Linked DNA regions of Homo sapiens: region 1 is linked to region 2. Evidence: chromatin loops called from intact Hi-C (ENCODE). Cell type or tissue: endothelial cell of umbilical vein. All regions are shown on one strand. Each heading gives the region's core, and the rest is flanking DNA. Links, peaks and the distances in the headings are about the cores only. Region 1 has its middle 54 kb from the start of ZSWIM2. Region 2 has its middle 290 kb from the start of TFPI.

Evidence for each region. Peaks named below come from ENCODE experiments on the same cell type or tissue, not always from the same donor. Only the 100,000 strongest peaks of a DNase experiment are listed, where the experiment ranks them.
Region 1: it touches region 2 in a loop (7-fold over the local background); 1 of 110 quality-filtered maps calls a loop at or near these places.

The regions. Positions count from the first base shown.
Region 1 is chr2:186,901,217-186,905,626 of GRCh38, reverse strand. No RefSeq gene overlaps it. Among named protein-coding and RNA genes, the nearest start is that of ZSWIM2, 54 kb to the right of the region's middle. In endothelial cell of umbilical vein, for the core only: no CTCF peak of the experiment used is centred there; a DNase peak (open chromatin) is centred at 2,156.
Region 2 is chr2:187,840,777-187,845,186 of GRCh38, reverse strand. No RefSeq gene overlaps it. Among named protein-coding and RNA genes, the nearest start is that of TFPI, 290 kb to the right of the region's middle. In endothelial cell of umbilical vein, for the core only: a CTCF peak has its summit at 1,773 (motif pointing right); a DNase peak (open chromatin) is centred at 1,746.

The DNA of each region.
Region 1 (4,410 bases), core at 143-4,142, 940 kb after region 2:
TCTCCGATCTTTTACATTTATGTAAATCACTTTAAATTCATTTTTAAACAAGCTAGATTGAAATGATTAAGTAAATGGCAGGTGTACGACAGATATCTTTTCAATAATTAAAGAATGGTATTCATTATTGAACTTTAAATTGAATTCATACATATGCTTTTGTTGTAAAATTTTCTTGCCTTACATTAAGTAAATTAATGTGTTCTTTAATTTTCTATCACTAATACAAGTTCAATAATAAAAGTGATAGACCCAACAAGACCAAGTGCTAGAACTTCCTTTCATAGGTATTATATTTTATATTTGTATTATTTTACATGAAAAGAAATTTTTCCTGAGGCTAATTCTAGTAGTTTAGCAACTCACTAACTAATATGGGATTTTAGAATTGTGCTATTTAAAATAAAAGTATAACTTGTATTTCTCCCTGTAAAATAACTGTGATCTAACTGCTCTGAGGCTATGTGTTTAGAATCACTTCTTTTGAATTTTTATTACAAATGACCCATCATAATCATACTTTAATAAGCTTAAACCACATGAGGGAAAAAAATAACTGTGGGAAACTTTGGGAGCAGTGGGTGGGGTGGGGAAGCTCTGCCATTTTTTCAGGATTCCCAGAAGTTTGAATGGAGTTAGCTGATGTGTTAATAGCTAAGGCATTAAAAACAGTAACAAGTGTTTCTTTTGCAGGTCAGAGTTCCTACTGTAAAATCAAAGTTTAAAAATGGTAAGTAGTCAGCAAAATTCTTCAGATAAATTTAACTAGAAATGACTTGTAGCCAAGACCCACATTTTTATTGAATAGTTTCCATAGATATTCCAAAAAACAAAATTTTTAGGTCATTTAATATCTATATATTTCATGAGAAGTGAGAAAGGATTTATATATTAAGCTATATAATTTATTTTAATAAATATCTTGCTCTACACATGTTGCTGTACAATATCTTGCTCCCACATCTTTGTGGGAATTTTAGATAAGGAAAACAATCCACAGCTACATTCAAGCTTAAAAAAATGTGTTGTACAATTGCAAGATGAAATCAACCAAAGTGCCCATCAATCAATAAGTGGATAAAGAAAATATGGTGTATACATGCCATGGAATACTACTCAGCCATAAGGAATGAAATAATGTATTTTGCAGCAACTTGGATGGAACTGAAGGCCTTTATCCTAAGTGAAGTACCTCAGGAATGGATGGGTACAATGTACACTATCCAGGGGATGGGTACGATGTACACTATCCAGGGGAGGGGTACGATGTACACTACCCAGGGGATGGGTACGATGTACACTATCCAGGGGACGGGTACACTAAAAGCCCAGACTTCACCACTACAAAATTTATCCATATAACCAAAAACCATTCATGCCCATAAAGCTATCAAAATAAATAAATTAAATTAAAAACATGTTGTAGCATCAGTTCATCATAATGTCTGTCTTTTATTCATAAAGCAAAACATATGCATTACCCATTCAATATTAAGTTTGGGAACCTCTTTTCTTAAATAGCAACAGATTCTCAAGTCTTAGCCCTTTATTTTTAAGCTGGAAGAAGCAATCTTCTGGGGAAATTATACCTATTCTGTTAAAGAATATAAGAAAAACATACTGATGTGATGAAAAAGGGATTTCACAAATTTTCATTTCTTAAGAAACTTTACAAAGATCAGCAATGTTGTACTTTCCATAGGAGATATTTTACACTTTTTCTCAAAACCATCTAATGATGTGTGGAATGTCAAAGTATATAAAGTGATTGTGTGCACTTTAGCACACAGCTTTTTCAGGAAAACAATAAAATTAGAAGGGAAAACAGTGAACTTTCATAAGTTACAGAAATCCTAGAAAAGGAATTTCAAGTTTTTCTCCTAAAAGCTTATTTTTCACCTTTGAAACATATTTCATTATTATGTTGCATCATTGTCAATAAAAAGCTTTGTTGCAATAACCTAAATGCTAAAAACATGATAGCTAACTCAGGCAGATTAGCCAACCTGTATAAAAAATACACTCAGATGTTTTGCAAAATGATCGTGTATTAAATGCAAAGATTCTAATATTTTCATGAATTTAACTTTTATTTGCTTGACTACACTGTCATGTCAGTTCCAAATTAAGTGTTAATAAAGGAATTCTTAGATGAATTAGGGAAAAGGTAAATAATTTCATCATCAGCACTCAAGGGGGTTCTTTTTATACAACTTATCTTGGGAAAAGTTTGAAAATATATAAAATTAAGCAGAGCTCTTACTCCCTCTTGTGATAGCTAAGTGAAATGTAAATGCTGCGTAAGAATTTTAACAAGGTTTTTAATGAAATTCCCCAAACCTGGCTAGATTATAAATGTAAATGCAATTCAGCTAATAGAAAACACTTCACACTTCTTAAGAGAATTTTAAGTATTGAAAGAGAAATTCATCATAACTTAGTGACAGTATCAAAAATTTACTATTTTGTGTTTCTTTTTTATTTTAATTCAACATGCATATCTTTAAATGTCTAAATTTCTTGATGCACAAAAATAGAGTGCAAGATAAAAACTAAGCAGCAAAATTATTCAGATGATTTTAACTAGAAATCACTTGTTTCAAAGGGCCGCATTTTTACTGAATAGTTTCCACAGGGTATTTGTACTTTAATATGAACAAAGAGAGGTGACAGAAGTAAAGAATTGTTAACCTGAAAACACTGAAAGGCCCAGATTCACAGAAATGCTCCAGGATGCACAGTTTAGTAACCTCAACATAAATGTCTCCTTTTGGGTTCTCAAAAGCCAAATGAGATAAACCAGTTTGTCTGAATTAAAATATAAGGAGGTTGAAACCTATCTTAGATGCACTCTTCCCTGTCCAACAGCCCTGCTGTCTGCCTCAGCGTTGAGGCTTTATCTCCCTCTTTTCCAAGGATCCAATGTTTTCTATAGAGTCCTAGCACTGAGGTATAGGCTTAAACCTCACCCTAGTCAATGTCTTATCACACCATCTCTCATGCCTCTTAAAAGGCCATAACACACTCTATCCACTCTTTTTGTGACCAGCTGTCAGAATTGTATTACCATAGAGAAGAATAAATAAACACACCACGTGCACAAACACAAATGTTTGCTTGTCATGTTCGATAATTGCATTTAACAGGGAGTTCTTGGAGATATACTTTAATCCAAAATAATGATAGCATTTTAGGTGCCACTGTAAAAGGAACAAAACTATTGACCATCTACTTTAGCAGGTACTTTATTTGGAACTTTATATACATTGTCTCATTTAACCTACATGACAGCCCTGTGATGCAAGCTTAATTGTCTTCGCTTTACAGATTAAAAACTAAGTGGTGAGGGATTTCCAAGATGGCTGAATAGGAACAGCTCCGGTCTGCAGCTCTCAGCACGATCGTCACAGAAGATGGGTGGTTTCTGCATTTCCAACTGAGGTAACTGATTCATCTCATTGGGACCAGTTGGACAGTGGGTGCAGCCCACGGAGGGCAAGCTGAAGCAGGGGGTGGGAGGTGTGTCGCACGCCCAGGAAGTGCAAGGGATTGGGGGATTTCCCTTTCCTAGCTAAGGGAAGCTGTGACAGACTACCTGGAAAAACGAGGCACTCCCGCCCAAATACTGTGCTTTTCCCAAGGACTTAGCAAATGGCAGACAAGGTGATTCTCTCCTGTGCCTGGTTCGGCGGGTCCCATGCCCACAGAGCCTTGTTCACTGCTAACACAGCAGTTTGAGATCGATCTGCAAGACAGCAGTGTCTGCCATTGCTGAGGGTCGTCTGCCATTGCTGAGGGGCATCCTCCATTGCTAAGGCTTGAGTAGGTAAACAAAGCAGCCAGGAAGCTTGAACTGGGCGGAGCCCACTACAGCTCAACAAGGCCTACTGCCTCTAGACTCCATCTCTGTGGGCAGGGGATAGCTGAACAAAAGGCAGCAGACAACTTCTGCAGACTTAAATGTCTCTGTTGGACAGCTCTGAAGAGAGCAGTGGTTCTTCCAGCATGGCATTTGAGCTCTGAGAACGGACAGACTGCCTCCTCAAGTGGGTCCCTGACCCCCCATGTAGCCTAACTGGGAGACACCTCCCAGTAAGGGCTGACAGACACCTCATATAGGTGGCTGCCTCCCTGGGACAAAGCTTCCAAAGGAAGGATCAGGCAGCAATACTTGCTGTTCTGCAGCCTCCTATGGTGATACCCACCAAAACAGGGTCTGGAGTGGAACTCCAGCAAACTCCAACAGACTGCAGCTGAGGGACCTGACTGTTAGAAGGAAAACTAACAAACAGAAAGGAATAGCATCAACATCAACAAAAAGTTCATCTACACCAAAACCCCATCTGTAGGTCACCAACATCAAAGACCAAAGGTATATAAACCCACAAAGATGGGGAGAAACCAGAGCAG
Region 2 (4,410 bases), core at 221-4,220:
TACTGTATTTCAATTACAATTATTTTTAAATGATGTGACATTCATGTAATAACTCTATAGTAACAGTCTGTCTGAAAAACTCAAGACATGTGTCACAATTTATATGTTTATCCAACTTTAGTTATATTCAAAGGCTTCATATATGTAAAAGAGCTATTCTCATAATACTGGAGGAATATTAGTTTCCAATTTCAACTCTCCTATACTACAACAAACTTTATGCCTTAAAACAACAAATATTTATTATCTTGCAGTTGTGGAGTTCAGACGTCTGAGATGAGTTTTATGTAGCTAAATTCAAGCATTACACAGAGCTGCATTACTTCCCAAGGCTCCAAGAGAGAAATAGTTTCCTTGTGTTTTCCAGCTTTCAGAAGCTGTCTGTATTCCTTGCATCATGGTCCCTTCCTCCATCTTCAATGTGCATCACCCCAACCTCTGCTTCCATAAGGACATCTTCTTTTTCTACTATGCTCCTCTTGCCTCCCTTATATAAGAACCCTCGTGGTTACATTGGACCTGGATAATCCAGGATAACCCCACAAGGTCAAAATTCTTAATTTAATCACATCTTCAAAATCTTTTTTTTAGTATGTAAAGCAGCATATTCACAGGTTCTGAAGACTAAGGTGTGGCTATTTTGGAGCCATTATTCAGTGCACCACACACCCATATAAGAGAACATGGTGATATGCTTCAGAATTTAATATTCTTATAGAATGGTTTATGATTAATGACTGTCATTAGCAGTCTGGATTGTAGTTAGTGAAAATGGTTAATTCTTCTCATGGTGTTATAAACCTTATTCAACCTGACTGTAATCCATCTGTGTTGCTAAAAAAATTTCAACTCAGCTAACTCATTTTGAATGTAAAATATTATTATGATTTTGCACATCAATGTACTCAGCATTTATTCAGTTGGATGACTACATTGTATGTTAGGCATTTGGTAAGGAATGTAGATACAACGATGAATAAAAAGTGATGTCTGTCAAAGATGAACAAGAAGAAACTGTGGGGCAGATAATGTAAACTGTTACAATGTAAAGAAAATCAAAATAGTGTGAAGGAACAGAAAAAGAAAGCATCTTGATAAGAAATACTGGTAAAGACTTCACAGATAAATTAGCAATTCATTTTTATTTTTTTTAAATGGTAAGGATTTTCACCAGTGGTGATACAGAGGGGAGAGATAAAAGGCATTCTAAGAAATTAGAACAATTTGTGAAAAGATGTAGGGCAGAAAACATGTGGTTGAAACAATATTTGCAGGTAGACGAAAGTAAAGCCTGGATGATGTAAATGACCAGACCTTATGGCTTAAAAAACAGGTTAGGATCTGATTTTGAAAAATTTTAATGCCATGCCAAAGAATTGGAGCTCAGCTCAACCATAAAGTGAAGCCACTAAAGAATTCTAAAATGGGATGTGGGTTCTTAGAGATGTGATTTGAGTCTACTATACTGCAGACACTGTTCTAGGTGCTGGGATACAGCATAGAGCCTATACTCTAAGGGCCAGTTAGCAGTCCATTCGTGTGTTCTAGTCTTTTAACTTGATCACTACTTGGTTTTGATCACTTAATACTCCCAATATAAAATATTACATATATAGTGAATATATATGGGTCTATGTGTACACACATACATATTTATAATACTGAATAAGATGAGGGCGCTTTTCATTCTTATGTGTATCTGAAGTGGAGGAATGTAAATTTCTCAGTGGAATTTACCTTTTCCTTTATCCAGAAGGGGGCAGCACATCCCTTGTGTAAGAAGATAACGCTAGCTTTCTCCAGAATGTCTGCATAAGCCAGTTTTTTAAAAATGAGAACCTGAATTTTACCGTGTTTCTTGTCAGCTTAGAAAAAAATTCTTAGTAAAAGTTGCCCACTTAGAAGTACATGAATTCCTTCAGATCAGGGACCGTCTAATCTTACAGTAATTCACGTTCATTTCCCTCTCTGGGTGCCTGATGGAAAATTAAATTCCCCTCCATTCCAGACTCCATGACAACTTTCTTGTGGCTCAATCCTCCACATGGACTTCCTGAGACACTTCGCATATTGATATATATTTTTTCTTTTTTGCTCCAATTCACCTTCACTTATATTAAACCAGCATACAAAGCCATTTGGATATAAACGAATCATAAGACTCAGAAGGCTTTTCTCCTATCTTGCCTTGATTGATACAAAATCATGGACCAAGGCATGACTTTTTCTATCAGTTCTCATCATGCTCTCATTCTTCACGAACTTATAAAATAAAATTGAAGAGATTCTAGATGGCAGTACTAAATGTCTACATTTGCCTTCATGTAAATCAACAACTAAACCACTTATAAACATATGTGTCTTTAAGCTTTGCTTTCAGAATTCCTCCTGGCTTCCCTTTGCACACTGTACGTCAGTTATTCAGGCCATTCAAACTCCTGTCCAATGTGTCCTTGAAATGTTGTGTGACTGATAACATGCCTCTACCTTTTCCTGTCTCACATGGAGCTCATTAGTAGTAGTCCCCAGTGTCTATTGTTGACATCTTCATGTCCACGAGTACCGTTCATTTAACTCCCACTTATAAGTGAGAACATGCGGGATTTGGTCTTCTGTTCTTGTGTTAATTCACTTAGAATAATGGCCTCCAGCTGCATCCATGTTTCTGCAAAGGACATGATTTCATTTTTTATGGCTGCATAGTATTCCATGTTGTATAGGACATGATATCATTCTTTTTTATGGCTGCATAGAATTCCATGATGTATATGAACCACACTTCCTTTATCCAATCCACTGTTGATGGGCACCTAGGCTGATTCTGTCTTTGCTATTGTGAATAGTGCTGCAACGAATATGTAAGTGCATGTATCTTTTTGGTAGAACAATTTATTTTCTTTTGGATGTATATCCAGTAATGGGATTGCTGGGTCAAGTGATATTTCTAAGTTCTTTGAGAAATCTCCAAACTGCTTTCCACAGTGGCCGAACTAATTTACACTCCTATCAACAGTGTATAAGCATTCCCCTTTTGCCACAGACTCACCAGCCTCTGTTGCTTTTAGATTTTTTAATAATTGGCATTCTGACTCATGTGAAATGATATCTCACTGGAATTTTGATTTCATTTCTCTGATGATTAGTGATATGGAGCATTTTTTTCTATGGCTGCTTCTCTGTCTTCTTTTGAGAAGTGTTAGTTCATGTCTTTTGCCCATTTTTCAATGGGGCTATTTGTTTTTTGCTTGTTCAATTATTTAAGTTTCTTATATGGAAACTTTCATGTTTTAATGTCTTTGTTGCTCACATTTTGTTTCCTCTTATAGCTATATTTCTCTAAAGGAAGTTTATCACACAAGGAAAAATTACTAAATATCTTAGAAATATTTTGAAGTGCTTATTAATTAATGATAAGGATAATTTAGAATAATTACATTTACAAATAATGTTTATAATACTGATTAATATCCTAAATGTAAAAAAATCCACATTTCTACATACAATTATATATCTAACATACACGTATGGAATGTGCTTTCTATTTAGAGTTGGGAAGATATTTTGCTAGGATTCACTAGACCATGTTAAAGTCAGCCAAAACATTATTATAGTTGTCAATGTAAGCATTTCTTGTGAAATGCAGAATAGATTTTAATATTTATTCATTAATTAGCTAAAACTATTGATCTATTTTGTTATTATGCAAATGTATTCCAGGTAAAAATCTACCATAATTCTGCAGACAAGTGTATCTAAATTATGCATAATACTCTAATTCTTCCATACAATGTACAAGCGGTGGATTAAGAAAAAGGACAAAATAAGCTTTTTAATATGTTTTCTGCTGTGCTCAGTGAGTACATTAAAATTATGTCCCCTTTTTCCCACACTTGCTTGAGCTGTTAACAAAAGCATAAAGATTACGATTGCCAAATCTGTCCAGTCTATAAATCAAATTAATTATTTTCTCAATCATTTCAGATCTTTGTTTCAATTTTAATAAGTTAGAATAGTTTATCTGGCCAAGGAACTTCCAACAAAGTTTGCTTTATTTTGTTAATAGGACAGATTATGTTGATGAATTTTTGAATGGTAAAATCAGCCTTGCATTCCTAGAATTAATCTTACTCAATCATGCTATATTTATACTGGATTTGAATTGCAGTATTTTGTTTAGGATTTTTATTTTATTTATATTTTCAAGAGAAATCCTGGGCTCTTTTTTATTTTACTTTCTTCTGTGTGTGTGTGTGTGTGTGTGTGTACACATGAGCATGTGTCTGTATGCTGCCTTTGGTGTTGGTATTGGGTAATGCTAGCCTTGTATAATAAATTGGGAGTTTTGCTACCTTCTCTGTTTTTTGAAAAAGACTGTGTAGGCCAGCTGCGGTGGCTCACGCCTATAATCCC